Regions from separate parts of the Mus musculus genome. Here region 2 is linked to region 1. A link is a contact called in ENCODE Hi-C or POLR2A ChIA-PET data. All regions are on one chromosome and are shown on one strand. The core of a region is the stretch at or near the end of the contact, and the rest is flanking DNA. Distances in the headings are between cores, read along the strand shown. Region 1 holds the start of Pax2 (paired box 2). Region 2 holds the start of Lzts2 (leucine zipper, putative tumor suppressor 2).

The links. Hi-C counts contacts between places; a loop is a spot of excess contacts on that map. ChIA-PET counts read pairs that join two places held with the same protein, here RNA polymerase II (POLR2A).
Region 2: a map of Patski shows a loop between it and region 1 (4-fold over the local background). The contact joins the promoter of Lzts2 here to the promoter of Pax2 in region 1. A Hi-C loop is called at or near these places in 1 of 37 maps with a recorded cell type or tissue (Patski). POLR2A ChIA-PET finds 5 or more read pairs at or near these places in 1 of 5 experiments (Patski).

Annotation. Positions count from the first base shown.
Region 1 is chr19:44,755,619-44,758,318 of GRCm38, forward strand. It overlaps Pax2 (paired box 2), which reads left to right and starts at 1,288. Exons shown (of 10, transcript NM_001368747.1): 1 at 1,288-1,818. The coding sequence starts at 1,776. RefSeq lists promoters at 1-1,750, 1-1,750, 476-1,750.
Region 2 is chr19:45,016,738-45,019,437 of GRCm38, forward strand. Lzts2 (leucine zipper, putative tumor suppressor 2) reads left to right here and starts at 1,398. Exons shown (of 5, transcript NM_001130526.1): 1 at 1,398-1,493.

The DNA of each region.
Region 1 (2,700 bases), core at 38-2,537:
GTGCGGGCCAGGCTGCAGAGACTGGGCCAGCGGCTCTGGTAGGAGCCGGGCCAGGCCGGCGTGCTGCGCCAGCTGCGCTCGCTCGGGATCTGCAGAGCTGGCGGCGGGCGGCGCTCAGTCGCGTTCATAGCCTCCTCTTCTCCCCAGCCGGGGAAAGAGAACGCCTTGGTCCCGCCTTGGGCTTCTGCATCCTCTGTCACTGCCGCGGACAAGCCGCTGCGCACCGTCTCCCGGCACAGTCCCTTCCCTAGCTACCCGAGGGTCCAGGTGCCAAGTTCCCTGGCTCTCCTACCATCCGTTGGGTCCCACCAAGGCAGGTGGGTTCTAGCCAGAGGCCTCTAGCTTGATTCCAAACCAGGCGTCTGGACTGCCCAGACTCCGGGGAGGGGGTGCGCGCCACCGCGTGTGGGACGGGAGGGGACAAACTGCTGGGCACTTTGCCCCGGAATGAGAATCATGCGTGCGTGGATGGGAAGGTACCACAGGAGGAAAAGGCGAAAGGGAAGGACCAGAGGGAAAGGGAGAGAGGAAGGAAGACACAGGGAGAAACGGAAAGGAACTCAGCGCAAGGGTAGCCGAGTTAGGACAGGGGCTGCGGACTCGCGGGCGTCTGGGATTTGCGGGCATTGGCCGGTGGATGGCAGGGCTGGGCGAGTTAGGACTGAGAGCCTGGCTTCGGAGTGCCGCGCGCTCGGAGGCCCTCTGTGGTTGCCTGAATATTCATTAGGCTGGCCGCTCTTTATCCTTATCTAACGTTTATCTTCTCGGCGAGTTTCGTTTCTCAGTGTAGTTTTAATCCGGGGCTCCCATTCCTCCTCCCCCTGGCCCGCTCCTCACCCTCCCTCTTCCTTCACCCGCTGCTCCCTCCCGTTTCCCCCCCCTCCCGGGCCCTCCCCTCGCCAGCACCGGAGTGACAGGCGCGGGGCCCTCCTTGCCGAAGCTCGGGGCTCCGGCGCTGGCGAATCACAGAGTGGTGGAATCTATTGCCTTTGTCTGACAAGTCATCCATCTCCCGGCGCGGGGAGGAGGAGGGGGTCTGGAGGGGGCTTTGCAGCTTTTAGAGAGACACACACCGGGAGCCCAGGCTCCAGTCTCCGGCCGAGTCTTCTTGCAGCCGCAACCCACCTGGGGCCAGCCCAGCGCTGCGGGCGCCGCTCGGCTCCTAGGCTGCCTCCCTCCCTCCTGGCCCTTCGGTCGCCGCGGCGTGCGCCTGCCTTTTCCGGGGGCGGGGGCCGGCTCGCACGCTCCCCTCCCGCGGGCGCCCGCTTGGACATCCCGGGGATTGCTACTTCTCTGCCAACTTCGCCAACTCGCCGGCACTTGGAGCGGCCCGGCTCCCCTCCTGGCGCCCTCGGGCCGCCCCCGCCCTGAGCTCTCTTGGTTCAGAGCCTCTCGGACAACCGGGTTCCAGGGGAGCTGAGTGAGCCGTCTTCCCTACCCGGCCTCAGCTCTGGCCGCAGCTGGCGCGCGAGCCATGCGCCCCAAGTGCCCCTTGGTCCAGCCAGTCGCCCCGGGGCTGCGTTGCTGACTGCCCAGCCGCGTGCCCCAACGGTGGCAAGTTGCAGCCTCTGCGGTCGCAAACCCCAGCGGGCCCGGAGGAGTCCCGGCGTGGAGCGCGGCGCGGCGTCCCCCGCCCTCGCTTGCCCCCCAGCAGTCGGGCGCCCGCTCACTCTCCCTCCCCCACCGTCCCTTCCTTTTCTCCTCAAGTCCTGAAGTTGAGTTTGAGAGGCGACACGGCGGCGGCGGCCGCGTTGCTCCCGCTCCTCTGCCTCCCGATGGATATGCACTGCAAAGCAGACCCCTTCTCCGCGATGCACCGTGAGTACCGGCGCCCGGCTCCTGTCTCGGTTCCAACCCCATGTAGCCCCAGCGCGGTCCGGCCCCCTGCGCTCAGGTCTCACCCTAGAGGCCACACTGGCCTTTCCCTGCTCCCTCCTTTCGTCCTTTCTCTTACCTAGTGTTTCTCACGCCTTCAGCCACCGTTCTGCTTTTTGCCACGCCATACTCACGGTTCTGCCTGCCTTTCTACCTTCACTAGTGTCTCACCTCCCTCGGCTCCTTCCACCTGCTCCTCCTTACCTCTCGGGATCCATAACCCTGGGCCCAGGTTCCAGCCACCCACCCCCTAGTCAGTCTTTGCCCTGGACTAAAGGACTAATTGGCAGTAGTTTTCAGGCTGTTCTCTCTCTCTCTCTCTCTCTCTCTCTCTCTCTCTCTCTCTCTCTCTCTCTCTCTCTCTCTCTCCTCCCTCATCTTTACCTTCCTCAAACTTAGAGTTGTGGGTAATCGTGAGGAGGCTCCTAGTTTGGGCAGCCTTGGTGTCAGGACAATTATGCCTAAGATCCTGGGGGTGTGACCCCCTTCTGAGCCTAAGCTCTCGGCGCCTCTTGTTCCCTTCGGCTTAGTTAAGGCTTCCTGGGGGGCTGCTTTGCTACGTCCCACCCTTTCTCCCACCCTCACCTCTTCCCCCCCCCCTTCCCTTCCCTTTTAGCTAGGAACAGGAGAGTGGCCGGTCACTTTTTTTTTTTTTTTTAACTTTGCCTAGGGAAGTGATCATTCTAAAAAAAAAACAATGAAGGATTTTGAGAAGAAATCAAAGTCAGGGAGAGAGGTAGAGCCATCCAGGCCAGCACCTGGATGCTGTACACTCGAGAGACTTCCTTGCCTGTCTCCACTCACTGTTGAGGACCATTCAGCCAG
Region 2 (2,700 bases), core at 148-2,647, 260 kb after region 1:
GGGGATCGGGGAAGGGAGGATGGCCTTGCCAGAACATGTGAGGTCGGCTGACCTGAGCAGGTCACAGAGACCCCTCAGGGAAAGTGGGTAGTTTGTGAATATGATGTAAGAAGTTTCCAGAGTGGCTGAATCCGGCTGTCATTGCGTGGAAGAGGGTTGGGAGGCTGAGTGTATTTAAAGAATGTGACTGGATGCAAAGGACTGTTGTGCACTCTCCCGTGCACGAAACACCAAGCCTTCTGTGAGTTGGCCTGAAGGATTATGGAATGAAGATCTATGGAGCCACGTGATGGATGAGACTGACTGTGGCTGCCCGAGACTGAATGTGGGAAAGGTCGTGTGGGTGTTAAGACTGTTGTTTTCGAGAGGGTAAAAATATTTGTGACCCCAAGAGAGACTTTGGGATGTCTGCTGCGGAGCCAGTGTAGGTTTGAGCTGTTCGTTCTTGAGATTATTGGGGGTCAGGTATCCCTCCCACCCCCTTTGAGCAGCGACCCTTCTCATAGCAAATGACCCCCGAGGTTCGGCTAGGGAGGCTGGAGCCATGCCAGGGACAAGCCTGGGCTCGCGGCCCGAGGGTGCTGTGCTGGAAAGGGAGTGGGATTGGTGGGGGTCTTGGGGGGGGGGGGCTGGTAAGTTGCTGGAAAGGGCCACCAGGTGGCGCCGATTTGGAAAATCCAAGCGTGTGACCTCCAGCCTGCTGGGGGTGGGACAGACAGCGACCGAGCCAGTCCCTCAACTTGTGCCCAGGAGCCGGCAACTGGAGAGGGATGGCTGACCCCCTCGGCCTCCCCATGGACCGGGAAGCTGGAGACTGAGGAGGGAAGCTTCTCCTAGAGGAGCGGAGGGGGAGGGGCGGGGCTGGCGCCGCGCCTTGGCTCTTTGTGCTGGAACAATGACCAGCTGCCGCTGGCCCTTGGGCTCCGGCAGGGATAGGCGATGGTGACCCGGCTCGATGAGTCTCGAGCCGGCCGAGCCTCCTAACACACACACACACACACACACACACACACACACACACACACACACACAGAGTCGCTAGGCCACTCTGGGAGGAATCCCGAGCGCTACCGAGCACACACACACACCACACTTAACACACACACACACACACACACACACACACACACACACACACACACACACACACACACACACACAACACACACACACACACACAGTTGCTAGGCCACTCTGGGAGGAATCCCGAGCGCCGCCGAGCAGCCCCCGCGTGCGCCCTGGCTGGCACGCGTGACGTGGGTTACTTGCGCGTGTCCGCTCCCCGGGGCGGGAACGCCCCTCGGACCCCTCCCCCCATCAGTGCGCACCGCCCACTCGGGCCGGGCGGGGGCCGGTCAGGGCCGGGGGCGCCGGCTGGGCGGAGGCGGGGCCGAGCCGGGCAGCTCCGAGTGGCCGCGCGCGGGCTGGAGCGGGCGGCGCGCCTGTGGAGTGCTGGGGCGGCCCGGGGCTGAGCATGGAGCAGCGCGGCGGAGGTGAGGGGTCCAGGGCTGAGGGTGCCCCAACTTCTAAGCGATGCGGTCCGGTGGGGAGGTGGCATTCCATAGACGCCCCCAGTTTATGGAAGGAGCGGACTATTGTGGGTGGCGGGGGGGGGGGTGGGGGGACACGACGACTCTGGGCTTTCAGTCTCGGAATGGCAACTCGTGATCCCAGACTGGATCCTGCTTGACTGGTCTCTGGAGTTTGAGTGTGTGTGTTTGGGGGGACTTTCCCCAACTCTCCAACCCCAGCCCTGAGGTCAGAGAGTTGGGACGTGGGCCAGACTCATCTCAGGCCCTGGCGCGGCCCCAGACTCTAGAACCCCCAGCTTACTTGCTGGGGTGGGGGCGCAGGGGTCTGTGTACCATAGTGATAGGTCAGGGAGTGCTGGGGAGAACCAGGGCTTTCTTTTTCCCACAGCTACAAACGCATTTCTCAAAATGGAGCCGCTTGCCCCTCCTTCTCTCTTGGGCCTCAAAAGCGGGAGCCAGGCTGGCTAGGCCTGGCTTTCCTGACGCCTGGCCCTCAGAGCTCAGCTCTGTGGCTCCTCTGGCTTTAGGGGTCCTTGCCTGTGTAGCTTCAGCGACCCTAACTCATGGGTCTGCCTCTGGCTCCTCGTGTCTGAGCCTCTTGGCCTTTGTCTCTTCTGTCTTCTGGCTCCTGTCTCTCTGAGTGTCTACCCCGGCCCTTGCCCTTCCTTCTGGGTCTCACTTTCTGTGTCCTCTGGAGTAGGGACAGGAGTGCCAGCCCCTTCTCACTCCTCACTATACTGTGGAGCAGTCTCCATCCCTAGGCTGGACCTTTTGGGGGCGATCTCAGTACCTACCCTACAGAGAAGTTGCTACACTTCAGTTCCTACCCTAGCTCTTAGCAACTCCTTCCTCACGCTGGACTCCTGTGAGTCTCTGGTCTTAACACTTAGAGGCACTTAGTGGAGAACAATATACAAAGATAAGATGGGGCAAGGGCGTCAGGCACTGTGATCTCACCTTTCCTCAAACTCTTAAGTTAAAAAAAAGTTTTAGGGAGGAGGAGTCCCCATTCACATTGGTGGCTTTGAATGTCACCCAGGTCCTCATGCACTCCCAGAACGCTCACTTATACAGATTGGTCCTGGGGAGCTTTCACACACTTTTCTTGTGTACAGTAGGAATCCATGTAACTGTCCCAGGAGAACTGCAGGCGTCCTGTAGAGATTTG